Regions from separate parts of the Homo sapiens genome. Here region 2 is linked to region 1. Evidence: read pairs that join two places in POLR2A ChIA-PET (ENCODE). Cell type or tissue: GM12878. All regions are shown on one strand.

The links. ChIA-PET counts read pairs that join two places held together with the same protein. Peaks named below come from ENCODE experiments on the same cell type or tissue, not always from the same donor. Only the 100,000 strongest peaks of a DNase experiment are listed, where the experiment ranks them.
Region 2: POLR2A ChIA-PET joins it to region 1 with 6 read pairs; 1 of 35 experiments calls an interaction of 5 or more read pairs at or near these places.

What each region holds. Positions count from the first base shown.
Region 1 is chr11:119,750,326-119,754,325 of GRCh38, reverse strand. No RefSeq gene overlaps it. Among named protein-coding and RNA genes, the nearest start is that of NECTIN1-DT, 23 kb to the right of the region's middle. In GM12878, a CTCF peak has its summit at 1,766; a DNase peak (open chromatin) is centred at 2,455; H3K4me3 peaks cover 2,982 bases; H3K27ac peaks cover 2,167 bases.
Region 2 is chr11:120,398,458-120,402,457 of GRCh38, reverse strand. The region is part of intron 1 of ARHGEF12 (Rho guanine nucleotide exchange factor 12); the gene reads right to left. Among named protein-coding and RNA genes, the nearest start is that of ARHGEF12, 64 kb to the right of the region's middle. In GM12878, no CTCF peak of the experiment used is centred here; a DNase peak (open chromatin) is centred at 1,507; H3K4me3 peaks cover 520 bases; H3K27ac peaks cover 1,063 bases.

The DNA of each region.
Region 1 (4,000 bases):
GGGTTGTACTAGACCAACAGTTCTCAAACTGGGGTGTGCGTCTGAGTAACCCAGAGAGCCTCTTGAACATGAGTCACTGGGCCTACCCCCAGATTATTGACTCGGCAAAACCTAAGAATCTGCATTTTGAAGATGTCTTCAGGTGATGCTGATGCTTCTGGTCTCGGGGACCACACCAGGAACCAGTGGGCTGGCTGGCTGGATTTTAAGCCTCATTTGTCAGAGTTAAAAAGGGCTGCAGGATGCTTGCTCACTCAGGGGCATGCAGAAGTGGTCATGGGGGTGAGGGTGCTGGGCAGAGCTCCCACCCACCTTAACGCAGGCATTTTGGCTTTAATCAGTTTTGTTTGTTTGCATGTCCAGGTAAGCATGGTCAGAGCCGACGTTCCACACATGAAGTGAAATGTTTGGAAACCTGCTGACTAGGCTAGGAGTCAGGGTGGTCCCTTCGAGCGCTGACATTTCAGGGTCCCATGATCACTCCACACCCCTCCTGGGCTGTTCCTACTTCCCTTTTCTTTCTCACAGCCAAGAAGGGGGTGCAGCAAGAGCAAGACTCAGGATTCGGGTCTTTAATCTTAGGGGAGGGGGTGTGGGGACGGATGGAGAGGTGGGTCATTGTCCTAGGTCACTGTCATCAGTAGGCACATTTCAATCCAGAGATGTGCCATAGAGTGTAGTGGAGTGAGCACACACTGCAGGCAGCCCCCATCCTGAGAAGGAGGCGAGGTCCCACCTGAGTTGGGGAAGTTCCTGGAAAACCCAGAGTAGCTAAAGCTGCATCTGCATGTGCATGTGTGTGTCCGCATGTCTGCACATCTGTGGTCTGTATAAACAAATAAGTCACAGAGAGGGAGATTTTGATTGGAATGATCAGGGTGCAGCTAGACTCTAAATAAAGTAGAAGTCTCCTAGATGCTCAAAATTTAAACTAAAGACCTTTAATTCCAAACTGATACATCTGATGAAGAAACTGAGGTTCCTCTGGAGCAAGAACCAGGGTTTCTGACTCCTGGGTGCAGGCTCTGGCCCCCTGATCTAGATGGATGTCAAAGCCTCTCCCACGTACCAGAATGACATCAGCTGAAATCAATGGATCATGGCAAATGGACAAAAATTTTCACAGAAAAGAATCCAAGGCAAACTAATCCCTTTCCAGCCCTGCTTGTCCCCACCCACGTAGCCATTCCCTGGCCAGCTGCTCCTACGGCTGCCACTTCCAGGAGGGGGCCTGCCCAGCTCTGTACCCAGCTGGGAGAGCCTGCATGGAGGCTGGGAAGGGGACCCAAAAGGCTACACAGACTGAGAGGTCAGTAGCAGGCCTGGTAGAGCCCCCTCAACAGTCAGAGCTCACAGGAAGGCAGAGGGCACTAGGCAGTGGGGAAAGAAACAGAAGAAGAAATAGCCCAGACCCTTTAAAGATCAGTGGGGTTCTCCAGGCCCCAGAGCTGTGCATGGATTGGAGTGAAAGACCAGAAGATAAGCAGCTAAGAAGCAGAGGGAGGGACAGACTGAGGGTTGTGTGTGCATGTGTATGCCTGGGCGTGTGTGTGTGACACACAACAGAGTTATCAGACTATGTACATGTGTTTGTGCAAACCTAAGAGAGGCCAACAGACAGTAGAAAATTATGCAGGCTTAGGAAGAAGAGACACACACGCACACACATACACACACACACACACAAATACACACACACACACACACACACAGAGACTGGATGTGGATAAGGCTGGGAACAGAAGAGCCAAGGGGAGCACCAGGCGGTGAAGGGCTGTAAGAGTGAGCCCGGTGCAGGCCTGTTTTTGTCTGTGATGACAGGCTATGACAGAGGACAACGGAGCATGTCTGTGCATGTGTGCAGTGTGGGTGCATGCCCCAGTAATCTGGAGGGCAAGAAGACCATGGGCACCCTTGCATTCAACAGCCCACAGGACTGGACACCCCCAAAAGCATGCTCCCACACTTCTGGGGCCAGGCTTCCCCACTGTCCCTTTCCTGGGATCTTTTCTAACAGCCCCCCTACCCCCAGCTACTACCCAGGTCCTCTCCTGCCCTTGCCTCCCAGGCTTGCCACCCTGCCCCTCTGCTAGGGAGTTTCCTTCTTCCTCCCCAGGAGTTAATGTCACCAGAATATGACAGTCCCAGCCCTAGGACAATAATCTCTGCTTTGGGGACAATGGATGGCATCCCAGTTGGTACAGCTCCAACCCTAGACCCCAACCCCACCTCACCTGTTTCTGTCTCCAAACAGCGGATCCAGTACAGACCTTGAGTCCTACAATCCTGATATCAAAGTTCACCTCTGCCTCTTATACCACACGACCTTGAGCAAGTTGCTTAGGCCTTCTCAAGCCCCCATTTCTTCTGTTAATGAAGAAGAAGAATAGGGTTCTTGTGAGGATCAAATGAGCTAATGAGTTAACGAATGTGAAGCCCCTGGCATTGTGCCAACCATAAAGTAGGTACTTCCCTTTCTGGTCTCTTTAAGTCATGCTCCAATCGGGTAAGTTTCTGTTAAAAAGTCCCAGGGGCTTCCCAGGTAGCGGCATCTTCTTGAAATCCTGAAGGTCCAGGAATCAAGCAGCTAGGAAGAGAAATGTGGAGGGGGATGCAGAGAAGGAAGCAGGCAGGAAGCAGGCACCGCTGGGGGCCGATATGACAGGAATCAGGGACCAGATGAGTAGACTCACCTCCTCAGTCTCCTCCCGCAGTGACCAAGAAACCCCTGCCCCATCAGCAGCGCCTCCAGGGACACAGGAGGCCTGGGAGGAGGCAGAGGTCAGGAAGGGAATTCAGGGGTTGGTGTGCTCATGCCCGGTCTCCTTGCACTTCCTTAATTCCAAAAAGAGGGAGCCAAGAACCACCCCCAAGTTAGACATATCTGAGGGCACAGTCAGCCCATACTCCTCAGCACCTGACTGGGGAGGAGACGGGAATGGGAAGGAGGCTTTCTCCAAAGGGCTCTTCATGGGCTTCCTTTCCCTGTGCAGATGATCAGGAGCCAGGGGTGTCCTGCTCATCAGCACCATGTGATCTAATGCAGAGGAGCTGCACCATTCACTCCTCCCCAAAACTCATTTGTCAAAAGCGGCATACATTATAAATATGTAATGTGGGCTGGGTGCAGTGGCTCACGCCTGTAATCCCAGCACTTTGGGAGGCTGAGGCGGGTGGATCACTTGAGGTCAGGAGTTCAAGACCAGCCTGGCCAACATGATGAAACCCTGGCTCTACTAAAAATACAAAAATTAGCCAGGTGTGGTGGCATGCACCTGTAATCCCGGTTACTCAGGAGGCTGAGGCAGGAGGATCACTTAAACTCAGGAGGTGGAAGTTGCAGTAAGCCGAGATTGCACCACTGCACTCCAGCCTGGGTGACAGAGTGAGACTCCATCTCAAAATAAATAAATAAATAAAGTGTTTCATTCATTCCTTCATTCCTCTAAGGAGGTAGTAGAGCACAACAGCTAAAAGCATGGACTCTGGAGCCAAACTGTCTGGCTTGAATCCCAGCTCCACCAACTAATGGCTGTGTTGCCTTGGGCAATTTACTTAACCTCTCTGTAGCTCAGTTTCCTCATCTGTAAAATAGCAACTATCAATAGCTGCCTCACAGGAGTATTGCGAGGTGTATATGTGTATGTCCAGTGCTTAGAATAATGGCTGACATGTAATAAAAACTAAGCTTGTGCTAGCTGCTATTGTCACATACTCGGTCATCAAGAAATTATTGAGCACATATGTCAGGGTCGGTTCCAGGCTCCAGATCCCATAATGAGCCATCCAGATGCAGCCTCTGCTCTCATGGAGCTTACAGTTTCATGGGAGAGACAAACTTTCACTAATCCTGTAAAAATGTCCGTATATAACGTGACGAGAGCTACAAAGACCAAGGACGCAGCGCCCTGAGGACCTGTAGGGCACTAACTGAGATTTGCAGGTCAGAGAGGAGCTCTTGGGGGTGACGCATGTCCCTGCCATGTCTGACTATCCTGAG
Region 2 (4,000 bases), 650 kb before region 1:
TTTAGTGATGTTAAAATGAGGAGGAAAAAACACTGCAACTTGATTTTGAGTGAAATACAGCACCATTTTATTGGAACCCACTCCAGTGAGAAGAGTTACTAGACAAAGAATTGCAAATCAGACAACAATGCAGGTAATTTTAAGGCTCAACCATCGTAAGACGATGTAAATATCAGTGCAGAAACTATACTATTGAAAATCAGAAATGGACAGGGTGGGATGGGAATAGTATTATTGATTGCTATAAATGAAAATTCCCTAAAATTTCAAGGCCTTGGGGGCAAAAGACTCCTCAGAAACAAATGTAACTGGGTTAATATTCTAGTTTCATAATTTAACAGGTATTTGAACTTGAACAAGTTGCTTAACCTCTTTAAGCATCTCCTCTAAAACATAATTACTAATACATCTACCTATACCTCACAAATTTGTTTTGGGGATTAAATTAGAAAATAAGAAGCATTGCCTAGCAAGCAGTAACCACTTATGTATTTACTATTAAGAAAAACAAAAATAAAATCTGAATGTTGGTGATATGTATTCAAATAAGCAGAAAAGAAAAAATAAATTTAAAGACTAAATATTCAAATAAGTTTTTAGCTAAGTAAAATGCATAGAAATATATAATTCAAAGCCAGTGATGAAACCACAGATTTAATTTACCAAGTGGTATCATAGAAAATTCATGTCAATACTTGAACTTCTCAGACGTTACACTGTAAGAAAAAAGATCAGGTTACAATCTGCACTTTAAATTTTCCTGGCAAGCAGGGAAAGTGATTTTTTTCAAATGTAGTGAAATTGTGTTGACCATACCTGCCACTTACTAGCAAAAAAGTCCATTATTTCCTCATCTCCTTTAAAATATCAAAGGTGATTAAGGCATCCTGTGGGCTGGATTTAAATCAAGTTTTTAATTTATCTGTTTCTACAAAACAATTAGAATGGCTTAAAACATGGTACTTAAAATTTGAAACTGATATGAATCTAAACTGCCTTGCTCTATTATTATTATTTTTCACAAAATAACAAAACAGCTAAGAGGACATTTGTCTGCAATACATAAGAGCTCTTAAGTATAGGGATTTAGCACATAGTGCTGACTCCAGCTGAACTGCTAATTCAATCTTTAGTTCTCTGGACAGTAAGATTCACAGAACCAAAAGTATTAAGTGACCACTCGCTTACCTCGCAACTACAACAAAATAAACAGTCATAAATCTTTTCACCAGTTACAATTTATAATTGGTCTAGCTTAGAGCCATTAGAAGAACTAAAAATTGTGGAATCGGGAGAAAAAAAAGTCTGAACGTTATCTACAATAGCCATACTGCCATACTTTTTTATTAGCATATAGAACCAAAGCATGAAAAGCGGCTAGGAGAGCTGGCATTAAAACACTAGTTATATCCGAAGGACTATAAAACAGAAGCTACAGCTGACGGAATGACTCATGGAGAATTTCCCATGGTGTTCTTTGTTTTAAGCCTCTGGACCTTGCAACACAAACCACAGACAGGCAGGGACCAAAGAGCTCAGTTCTGGTGCAAAATCCAAAAATGATTCACTAGCATGTAATATAAAATCTCAAATTACCTTCTTAAATATAGCTTAGTACACCACCACTTTTACTGAAGAGCTTACATGCACAACAGCCCCTTGGTTAGGCTCTCTTACTTCCTGGACACACTTTGACAAATCAAATAGTAAACTTTTTTCTAAATTACTTTCATTCCCTCTGCTGGAGCTATTATAGATTGACTATTAGTTGTTGCTGACTGAGAAATGCAGCTCACAATTAATGTGACAGCTTATTAGAGACTTTCATTTCCTCATTGACAATCTGGAAAATTATCACTTTTGTGAATATTCCTTAAAAGGTTTCTCCACCACTTTCATTTGTGATCATGAGTATCTGATTACTAGTACCTTATACTTTTTTTTAAAGACTATATTCACTTCAGAAAACCAAGTAAAAAGAACTGCTAGGAAAGTATGAGATCCTCAAAATACTTAAACAAGTATCCTCACCTCAGTGAACACCATGCAAACCACCAAATTCATGCTTATGGAAGAGATATTAATATCATTTAACAAATGTAAATAAACTGGACTCTACAAAATGATCTCATTACTTATAAAACAGGGGCAATGCATGATTCTGTTTGCTAGGAATTTAAATCTTCATCTCATTTCACATTTCTCTACTTCAGAATATACTGGTAAAAATAATAAAAATAAGAGTAGAAAAAAATCCCCTTAATCAAGGATGGGCATTTTTCACATAAATATTGTATATAAAATATATTATGATTAAATGTTTAACAATCTATAAACTGAAGTGAGAACAGGTGAACAAAATTTGTTAGGACAGGCTGCTTTCTACACATTTGCCAAAAGATACAAATGTACTTCTGAAAAAGTAGAAAGTCTTAGCTTTTAAGTGTCGTTGAGACAGGCTCCAACATACAGTGTTTACTTTTCAGTCTGAGCTTGAGAACTTTATTTAAATGCAAAATTAAAATAAAAAATACTGTCTAATAATATTTTACTTTTTTGAATAAACATAGAGCATTCTATGATTTAAAAAAAGAGTACTACTCAAAATTTAAATTCTGACATTACCACTTTAAATCACAGTACATTTGCAGTTTGGTTGCATTTTTTATTGAAAAAACCTAAGGCATTCATAAAAATATCATTCTGCAGCAAGAAAAAGTGATTCGACAAGTTAATTATAATGACTTATCTTATGTATCAAATATGTCTTACTGTGTGCCAAAAAAATCACAGGAATAGGAATCTTTTATTTCTGAAATCTCAGGAGAAGGGAAAACAACCAAAACTATACTAACCCCAAATCACAGAGTATTTATTCATGATCCTACCTTCAGGTGTTACAGTTGGTATGCATTCATTGGTTGAGTACAAAGAAGCCCAACCACAGTCATACATATGCCAGACAGCTAAACAGACAAGGATTTGCCAAAAAATCATCAAGGAAACCCAGAAAATCAGAAAAGTATAAACTTCGTTCTCATGTGCTCTAAAAATGTGTACCATCTCCTCGAATTAACTAGACATAGATCTATTTATCTTTCTTTTCTTTTTTTTTTTTTTTTTTTTTTTTTTTTTTGGAGACAATGTCTCACTCTCTCACTCAGGCTGGAGTGCAGTGGCACAATCATAGGTCACTGTAACCTCGAACTCCTGGGCTCAAGGGAATCCTCCTACCTTAGCCTCCTAAGTAGGTAGGACCACAGGAGCATGCCACCACACCCAGCTAAATTTTTTAAGAATTTTTTTGTAGAGACCAGGTCTTGCTGTGTTGCCCAGGTTGGTCTCAAACTCCTGGCCTCAAGCAATCCTCAAGCCTCAGCCTCCCAAAGCACTGGGATTACAGGCATGAGACACTGTGCCTGACTATATAGGTCTATTTCTTATGGAGAAATAAAAACCTTACATATTAATACTTTCCAAGTAGAACTCTAATGGAATAAAGATTGAACATATTTCCTGTTCTGTACTCAGAATTTTTTTAATTATATAAGAAATGTATTATGGGTAATTTGTAAAATTTAGAGGTTATACGAATATAAAATACAGGTAAAGATAAAACAAAAAACGGATCATAACCAATATCATTACAATTAAATCTTCTATATAACACCTTCTGCATTAATAGAAAGCATTTTCTTCTGCGGAAATTCTTTTTCATTAAAAATACTTTTATTGGCTATAGTTATAACAAATGCTGTAATTAAATTTTTGGTTTTGTACTAAAGAGACTTCTTTTCACAAGTGCTCTGGTTCTGGTGTCAAACATTACGAATTCCTCAATCAGAATTAGCAATCCACCTAGTTTATCACACACACACAAAAAAAACACACTTTCTGCTGCCAAATCTGAATACCCCAGACTTTCAAACCACCATCGATAAAAGGACCTCTGATTTTATGAGGAAAAGATGAGGAAATTAATTATATGCATGCCATTTTA